Regions from separate parts of the Mus musculus genome. Here region 1 is linked to region 2. A link is a contact called in ENCODE Hi-C or POLR2A ChIA-PET data. All regions are on one chromosome and are shown on one strand. The core of a region is the stretch at or near the end of the contact, and the rest is flanking DNA. Distances in the headings are between cores, read along the strand shown. Region 1 overlaps Zmiz1 (zinc finger, MIZ-type containing 1). Region 2 holds the start of 4931406H21Rik (RIKEN cDNA 4931406H21 gene).

Region 1 (4,347 bases), core at 1,432-3,931, 56 kb before region 2:
TGTCCTCTCTACTCTCCCCAAGAGCCCTGGGATGACAGTCCTGTGGACTCAGTTCACAGTGCCTAAATCTAGTACTGAGTCCAATACTGTCACTTTCTGACCCTAAGCAAGTGGCCTCCAGTATCTGAGCCCATATTGCCTCATTTGTGCAGTGAGGACGCCAGTCCCCACCTCATGGAATTGCTTTGAGTGTGGGGGTATAAGTTTGTTTACAGTGGGTGCATATGTATAAACAGTATCTTTAGACTAGGCCTGGAGTGGGGCAGTAAGCACCATGTGTCAGCCCACTGTCTCTAATCCAAACATGGCCTGTAACACTGAAGCCAGTGCTGCTTCTTTGTATCCAGCTAAGTCCTTGCTTTGCTCTGTCTCTGTTGCTATAACAAACTACTTGAGACCAGATAGTTTAGAAGGAATAGGAGTTTCTTTGACCCATATTTCTGGAGGCTGAGGAGTCCTAGTACATAGTGTTAGCATCTGCTGAGGGCTTCCCAATGAGGTAGAGGGTGCTCCATTGCCAGACTGAGCTCTTCTGTGACACCACTAATGCCATCATGAGGGCCCCACTTCCAAGCCATGAACACATAGACAGTGGGGACATATTCAAACCGTAAAATTGGGGTGTCTGCAAGACTAGTATCAGGTGCTAGAGCATCATGAAAAGACTACCCACCTCAAGCAATATCCTCGTGCCTTCCAAGCCCCCAGGGTGTGTGTTCTGTCAGTCCTAAGGATGAATGGGCAGGTGAGGGTGCGCTTCTCACCCCGACACTGTCTTCAGATTGCTAGGATGAGAGCCTCCCCCTGAAAGAACGTGGTGGGGCCGGGGAGGGGTGGTGATCCCAGCTTCTGTAGAGAAGGGCAGCTTACGCCTACAAGAAGGCCTGGCTGGCATGCTCCTAACGATCACAGGACCCTCCAGGACAGGGAGACAACCTGTAATGGGTGTGCCCTGGCCCAGGGATGGATGAGCTGATATCACATCCGTAATTGGTGCAGGAAGATGCAGAGGCTGAACTACGCTGGCACCTTCCAGGGCTGGGCCTAGGGCGCCCAGGAAGGCAGGCCTAGCTAGTCTCTGGCCATGCACAGGGAAGCAGATCAGGACTGCCCTTCTCTGCCCAGCTCCCTGCTGAGGGTTAGTCTCCTCCTAGAGTTTGTCCAGCCACCTGGGCACTGAGTAAACATCGTCCCTCTTCCCAGCTGGAAACTTCAGGGGATGGCAGGCAGCTGGACCAGGTTAGGAAAAGATGAAAGGGAAAGGCTGGACACAAACTCCAGCACTGACCAAACAAGGTGTGGGTGGGGAAAGCTGAGTTGGTGACGTGCCTAGAGACAAACTGTGGGGTGAAGCGCAAAGACCCTTTCTTCTTTAGTCCTTCAGCTGCCTCTGACAAACTCATGGGCCACCCCTGGAGAGAAGGCTGGACTCCAGTAATACCTTCCCTCCCCTTGTCACACCACAGAGGAAACTGAGGCTCAGGGCCATACAGACTGAGGCCACAGGAGAGGCAGGATTCTCTCCAGGCCTGGGTGACATTAGGGCCTTAACAAGAACAGGGCTTTTGGGCTGGAGAGATGGCTCAGTGGTTAAGAGCACCGACTGCTTTTCCGAAGGTCCTGAGTTCAAATCCCAGCAACCACATGGTGGCTCACAACCATCCGTAATGACATCTGACGCCCTCTTCTGGTGCATCTGAAGACAGCTACAGTGTACTTCGATATAATAATAAATAAATCTTTTTTAAAAAAAACGGGGCTTTCATTTGTCTGGAGTTTATAAACCTGGGCTCCAGATGCTACTTCTAGGCACATGTGGCCAGCGTCCTTAAGGGATGCCTGCTTGGTAGGGAATGTGACTGCTTGGGGGTGGCCATGGAAGTCATAGAGAACACACAGTGCCCAGTGCTGGAGCTTCTCCTACTTCTTGTACCTCTTGTGCATTTGAAGTCAACTCATCCAGGCCTTAATCCATCGATGGCTCCAGATGAGGAACTGAAGAACGACCAGCTGTTTATTTGTGGGTCAAGACTGACTCTCTGGCTCTTTAGTTGCTCCCTACCCTGCTACACACACACACAAATACACACACACACAAATACACACACACACACACACACACACACAAATACACACACACACACACACACACAAATACACACACACACACACAAATACACACACACACAAATACACACACACACACACAAATACACACACACATACACACACGAGAGAGAGAGAGAGAGAGAGAGAGAGAGAGAGAGAGAGAGAGAGAATGAACAATTCTGCAATTCTGACTCGGCCTCTGGTCTTGGGCCTCCCCCATACATCTGTGTTCCTGGGTAAGATGGCAGGTTCAGACCAAGGCACTGATCTCTGAGCTTCTACCAGGTGGTAAATGCTGCATGTTGAAGGTCCCAGAGGTAGGGGGAGGTGCCGCTCCTGAGCAGCCCCAGGTCAGCAGTGGGGAAGAGTGATGGCAAGCAAAGCCAAGAGATAAAAAATTTATTTTATGGTCCATAGCATTGAAAGTGAAACGTTCCTGCATTGGTTCCAAGACCCATATTTTGGCCACCCTGGGCCAGGTTCCCTTCTGAACAAGACCACGGCCCCTTAGAAAGGAGAACTAGCTGTGGCATCCTTGAGGTATATCGCAGTGGCCTGCACAAAAGGGAACTCCTGCCCAGTGTGTGTGTGGAGGTTGCCTAGAGCCTGTGGGTGATACAGTGGAAAGGGAAGTGGCCCTTCTTCCAGGAGCAAGCAAGCCTGACACAGACATTCTGCACATGCTCCTGGGGCAGCCGTGGAAGGGCCTGGACCTCTAGTTCTGGGATTAGTGTCTGGGGCCTTCTACTGAACAGGACCCATTACAGCTTTAGTAAATGTCACGCTAAGCATCTCTTAGCATTGCGTGCGGCAGAATTCCATGATGCCCTGCTACAGCCCAGGAAGGCTCTCAAGGTCCACCCTCTTATGGATGAGAAAGCAATCCCCAAGAGGTTCCTTGCCCAGCATCACATAGCTCAGGAAGTGGCAGAGATGAAATCCCCGTCTAGTCACTTGATGCTGTCATGCGTTCTGAGCCAGGTCAAAGGAAAAGTGATTCTTTGATGGACTGGAGAGAGGCAGGCCTGTCCCTTCCCCCCAGTATGGGGAGCCACCTACTGGAGCCATGGGTCTCTTCTGCTTAGGGGAGTCGGCCGTGTCACTTGGGGGCTTTCGGGTGAGGCTTTCATCCCTCTTCTTGCTCTTGGTGGGATCTGGTGCAGAAGGCAGGAAAGGGAAATCAATCCTCACCCTGGGCCCAAGCTCTAACTTGAGGGTTCTCATTTACTCTGTCTGTCCTACTCTTGGGTAGGACTTTCCTTTCTCTGGACAAGCCCCACATTCAGAAGCTAGGGTAGTGTGGGCAAAGATCAGTAAGCCATATGTGTGCCCCATGGTCAGAACATATTCTGAGAAAGAGGTAAATGGGCAGAATGGTCCCCCTTGGGCCTGGGAACAATATTCACGGTGAGCAGGGAATTTCTGGCCAGGAAGGTTCTCTACAAGATGGTGGTGGGTCACTCAAACCACAGCAAGGCAGGGTTGCAGGGATGGAATTAGTCTGAGCCTCTGTCTCATGCATATAGCTGCCCCTTCCCCGGATACCCTGAGGCTACAACCTCAGCCCTGACCCTCTGTCCCAGGAGGTACCCTGTACTGACAGACGCAGCCTAAGGCCAAGGTGGTGTGCCTCCAAGCCCTAGTGTAATCCCAGGCCCATGTGGATGATGGATGGACAGACAGATGAACACACCACGAGCACACACACACACACACACACACACACACACGAGCACACACACACACCTATCTACCTGTTCTAATACCCTGGAAGCATCCACCCACCTGCCTTCCCATATCTGCTCAAAATGGAAGCAGGAGCACCCCGTCAGGCAGAGAAGCTGCCGAATGCCAGCTTTCAGCTCTTTCTTGCCTTCCTTGGCTTCCGGTTTGCCTCTCCTGTACGTGCCATCCCCAGTCATTTGTTAAAGAAAAGAAGGAAATTTCCAAGGGAGAAATCGAGTGGCTGACAATGCTTAGTAGTGTGTTGACAGCTCAGTGACCTCCTCTAGTACCACATCTTTGGGTTCCTGATGGCCCCAGGGCACGAACCCGAGTTCCATAGCATGTCTCTCCTGTGGGTGGGTCCTGCCGTGTACATGTCTCAGGCACAGCTTGCAACATTCCCTGGTGCTGCCCTGGTCTGCACTTGTCACCTGCCCACCGCTCCTGCCCCCTCTCTGGCTCCCTGGTCAGCGGACCTGGCCCTGCTTTGATGCGGGGCAGGGCAGAGCAGGG
Region 2 (4,749 bases), core at 1,558-4,057:
TCTGAGGGCTTTGCCTGCTCCATCTCAGCTGACTCCTGTCTAGGATCCAAGCATCCTCTCGCTTGGCACGGCAGCAGGATGCTGCACTTTCCAAGAGCCATTTTCAGCATTCTGATTCTGACACTCAGGTTTGTTCTCCCTGTCTGCGTCACAGCTGGGCAAGGTCACAGTTCACAGCACCCCTTCCCGTGCTGGGCCTAAGGCAAAGTGTCGTCCGTTTGTTCCTTTGTCCATGTAACTCCTTTGTCAGCTGGTAAGCCAGCATGCCTGTGCCTTGGCAGAAGTGGAATGTCCCCTTGTTAGGAGGCAGACCTGTCAGACCCCTCAGACCCAACAGTCCTGACTCGCCAGCTTCCCTAGGTGTGTAAGGGCATCCCTGCTTGATAGGCTGCAGGCTCTCAGCTGGTTTCTTTCAAGGGATGAGGGGCTTGCTGGGCCCAAGGTTGATCTCTCAGCCACCTTGCCTGGCTCAGACCTGTGGTTGGAGGCTTGCAGCCCTGGTGCACAGATGCCTCTGGGAACTCAGAGGGCTGGCTCTCTCAATGTGGGCCAGGAAAGATGCCCAGGTGGTACTTGACATGGTGGACACCAGCACATGCCACTTTCCAGCCGTCGTTCTCCGTGTGTCTGTCTGCAACACATCTCCTGACCCCTCCTTTCCGCCCAAAATGCACATCACTCCCCCTTAGCTCTGTGGATAAGTGGGTCCATGACCAGATGTAACCTGCCCTTCTGGTGCACATGGCTTTCCTAAGTCTCCCAAGAGGCCTTGGTCCTGGCACTCTGTGCTCAGAGACTATGGCACCCCAGCTGCTCCCCCCCCCCCCCCCCGTCTGCCCCATTTGCCTAGGCTCCACTTTGTCTAGTTGCCTGTGCAGTGTTGCTGTCCTTCCTCCCTGAGGGCCTCTGCTGACTGTCCCTTCCTCATTATTCTTGGCCATATCTATCTTCCTTGACTTTCTGTGACTTTCCGAGTTTCCTTGCTCTCAGACTTTAACCCCACACTGGGTACATGTGGCTCTACATGTGTATGGCTGTGCATGCATGTGTGTCTTTATGTGAAGTATGTGCGTCTCGTGGCTGTGGATCGTGCCTGTGTGCATTGTGAGTGTCGAGTGCTATAAGTATCGTGCATGTGTGCATTGTGAGTGTGGAGTGCTATAAGTGTGTTCAAGGCCATCTCCCTGTGTATTCATGCCTGGTATTTCTGGCTGTGTGGGTATGTACATGGTCTGTGTGTGGCTGTATGTCATGCATGTGTACATTGTATTATGTGTGTATTTATGTACATATGTATGTAATGTGTATATGTATGTATATATGTGTGTTTGCATGATCATATATGTTCATGCCTGGTATGTCTGACTGTATGGGTATGTGTGTACAAGGTCTGCATCTCTGTGTGTGTGGCTGTATGTCATGCACATGCACATGTCTGTCTGTCTGTTTGCATACTCGTGTATGCTCATGCCTGGTATGTCTGACTGTTGAGTATGAACACATGTACCTGAGGAGTCCTGTGATGGTGGAGGGGTTTCAGTGCACAGAGACCTATAGGTGTTCACAGATGTGTGTGGGTTCTGGGGGTGGTGTATGACTGTTACGGAATGGCTGAGCAGTGTGTGCACGCGCAACTAGCTGCATCTATGGGCGCCTCTCCCACCCTTCTGCCTTCTGTCTCGCCTGTCAGGAGGCCAGGCTGGGGCCTGAGAAGGCCCTGCAATGAGATCATGTTGTGAGGGGAGATGCTTTGTCAAGAATGCTACCAAAGAGTTGGGCTGTGTGCGTGGTTGTGGCAGTGAGCAGGGTGGTGACGGTGAGCAGGCTCAGGCCTGGGGGCAGCACTGTATGGCACGAAAATGAGAGAGACAGAGACGGAATGCAGAGCTGAGCACAGCCCAGACACTACAGCAAGCCGCCCAGGCAGCCGCCTCCACGTGGGGCCCTCTGATGCCCAGCCCCCAACTCTTTGTTCTGCTGCAGCCTTTAGCCTCTGCGCGCACGGGAGCAGGAGCACGCATGCGCACATGCACTTGCATCCTCATCTTGAGGCTCCTGAGGGGCCGGCTGCACCCTCCCACACCCCCCACCCCTTCCTAGATAGAAGGTCACCTGCCCAGCCCCCAGCACCTGACACATCCCAGGCTCTCCTCCAAGGCTGTAGCAATGCCCATCAGCCCCCTCCACCACCGCATGCCAGCCCAGAGTAACTTGGCAGGCTGTACTGTAATGTCAGCCTCTTGGGCGCTCACTCAGTGGTTCAGCCTTCTGTTCAGCCTACATGGGAGCGAGAAACCAGGCAGTCGCCATGTCCGAGGGTCCCCAAGAGTTGCCTGCATGCCTCCGCTGGTGTCTATGCTTGAATAGATCTATGTAGCCTCAGCTGACCCTCTGAGCAGCCAGCACATGTTGAAATAGCAGAATAGAGAATGTCAGAGCCCAGAAGGTAAGCAGCCCAGGGACCAAAGGAAAGGAAGATGCGCCCCAAGCTATCCATAATGGGGCTGGGGCACAGGTGGGGGTGCCAGCTGCTTTTTTTTTTTTTTTTGTCTTCTTTTTTCTCCCTGGCATAGCCAATGCTTGGATGCTTGGGTGGTTTAAAGGGACTATTGGTAGAATAGGCACCCAGCTACTGTGGGAGGCATCAAGAATACCCAGGCCATCCTGACAGGCACCAGCAAGCTTTTGGAGAAGGGACCACAGGAGGCAGAGGAATGATTCAAGTGGGGACAGGCAGAGGGTGTTTGCCAATCTTAACACAGCCAGGCTGCCCAGAGCTGGCTGTGGACGTGGGACTGCTGTGTGGTTTTAGGACATGCCTGTTAGTTATGTGCACTTACTTGCTCTTCGTGGAGTAGCACCATCACGCAGATGTTCTGCATCCTTTGAATGGAAACCTTGGGTCTGCATCCCCAAGATGGGTAAAGTCTACTGGGTTCTCTGACCTCTGACCTCTGTTCTAAGCACACCTTCCAGTACAGCAGCCCAGGTCCCAGAACGGGAGTGGAAATAATGTCGCTTGCTGGCTTTAAGTCCCCAGATGCATGCCTGCTCTGTTTCCCTAATGAGTCATGTGCCTGTCAGATGTCAGCTGGTCTTAGTGGAGACACTGAGACATGCCTTGCCTCTCTCTGCCTGTGATCTGTGGAAGAGGCTCTTAAGAGATACTGGGTCTCACTCTAGAGCTCTCAGTTCAGGGATAGGGGCTGGAATGGGGCCTTCTACGGCACTAGTGTGGCAGCCCCGTAGTTAATTTGTCGTGGGGCTGGGATGGGACAAAGGCACCCAAAACCAGTCAGGTCATTTCAACTTCTACCAGCCAGGGCTCTTTACACCAGGGAAGGCCGGTCATATACCAGTGTCCCATTGCTGTGGAAACAAGATTTTTTTTTGCACTCACCGAGCTGCATGGTGACTCTGAGACACCTCCGTGGTGGACAGCACTTCTGGTCTCTCATAGTGTCGTGGCTGCTATCTCTACCTTCACCCTCCCCCATAGCCTTTCTCCACCCTCTCTGCCTCTGCCCACCCCAACAGAGCATTCAGCTGCCTTCCCTTCAGCATGGAGGACAAATAGCCCCATTCAGGGGCACCCGCCAGAGCTGTCTCTCTAAGACAAAGCTGTGTGCAGCTCCCCGTGAAAAACGGCTCTTGGCTGCCCAGCGAGCAGGCAGGATTGGTGGGTGCAGATTGCAGGGGATTTGTTAGTGGCTGCCAGTTCCCCCAGAGATAGCAGGAAGGCAAGGCCTTGTCCTTGAAACACCAGCCTGCCTGGCAGGCTGGGGCACCTTCTCAAGGCCAGGGACAGACTTCCTCCTGGACACCATCCCCACCCCCACCCCCATGTGAACTCTGCAGAGCTGGGCTGTGGGGGAGGGCTTGGCTTCCTTCCTTCTGCCGGGCCTTCGCCCCTCCCAGGCCAGATCCCATGGAAATGGCTCTGGATTTTACTGCCAGCCTGTGGGAACTGACTAACCATCAGATATGTGTTGTGGCCAAAACCTGTGTTCTCTGTGCCATGGGAGAGGTCACTGGGGCTCTGTTGTTAGCACACCCATTTACAGAGGAGGAAATCGAGGCTCTGAGAGGGACAGACAGACTCCAGCCCTATAGTTCTCAGTGCTAGTGACAGAATTTGCTTGAAAGCGAGTCCAGTTTGGGCCCCAGGAAGCTATCCCTCCTCCTGAGTGACCCAGGAAGACTGGGGCAATGACCCTGGTTCCCCCAACTCCCATCTCGCTGAGGGCTGTGCCATGGGCTCCTGTAACCTTGCTCTGCTCTTCAACAAAGAGGACCAGTGGGAGGAAACTTGTGGGCCCAGCATTCCCAGGCTAAGGAACTGGGGGGAGGGCAGTTGGATGATCCCCAGGGTATTAAAACCTCACTTTGGAGAAGAGGCAGAGCTGTGTTAGAAAGCAGGCAGATGTGGGAAGAGCATTGCACTCAGGGAAAGGGCTGAGTTTCTCCATGGCCACAGTGGCCACTAAAAACAAGGGCCATGTGGGAATGCCTGGGATGTCGTCAGGTTAACCTTTTAAAAACACCAACCAGCTTACCAAGGAAGAGCATACCGAATGGCCGTCCAACACTAAGTGGTCAGCCCTCAAAACATCTGTATAAGTAGCACTATATAGACTGAGCAGATTGTTTTTATTTATTTAGGAATGTGTGTGTGAGAGAGTGAGAGAGAGAGACAGAGACAGAGGTAGCAGAGACAGGGAGAAAGCATGTAAGTGTGTGTGTATGCGT

Evidence for each region. Hi-C counts contacts between places; a loop is a spot of excess contacts on that map. ChIA-PET counts read pairs that join two places held with the same protein, here RNA polymerase II (POLR2A).
Region 1: a map of T-helper 1 cell shows a loop between it and region 2 (2.5-fold over the local background). The contact joins the enhancer-like site here to the promoter of 4931406H21Rik in region 2. A Hi-C loop is called at or near these places in 1 of 37 maps with a recorded cell type or tissue (T-helper 1 cell). POLR2A ChIA-PET finds 5 or more read pairs at or near these places in 1 of 5 experiments (Patski).

What each region holds. Positions count from the first base shown.
Region 1 is chr14:25,527,853-25,532,199 of GRCm38, forward strand. All of the region lies in intron 2 of Zmiz1 (zinc finger, MIZ-type containing 1), which reads left to right. Among named protein-coding and RNA genes, the nearest start is that of Mir3075, 4.4 kb to the right of the region's middle. Within about 2 kb of position 2,682, at least 1 of the 3 ENCODE cell types and tissues checked has a DNase peak (open chromatin) inside an H3K27ac peak, as active enhancers do.
Region 2 is chr14:25,583,997-25,588,745 of GRCm38, forward strand. It overlaps 4931406H21Rik (RIKEN cDNA 4931406H21 gene), which reads left to right and starts at 2,808. Exons shown (of 1, transcript NR_033492.1): 1 at 2,808-4,749. All of the region lies in intron 6 of Zmiz1 (zinc finger, MIZ-type containing 1), which reads left to right. It overlaps Gm32497 (a long non-coding RNA gene), which reads right to left. Exons shown (of 4, transcript XR_003951081.1): 4 at 1-4,749. RefSeq lists an enhancer at 1,166-4,460.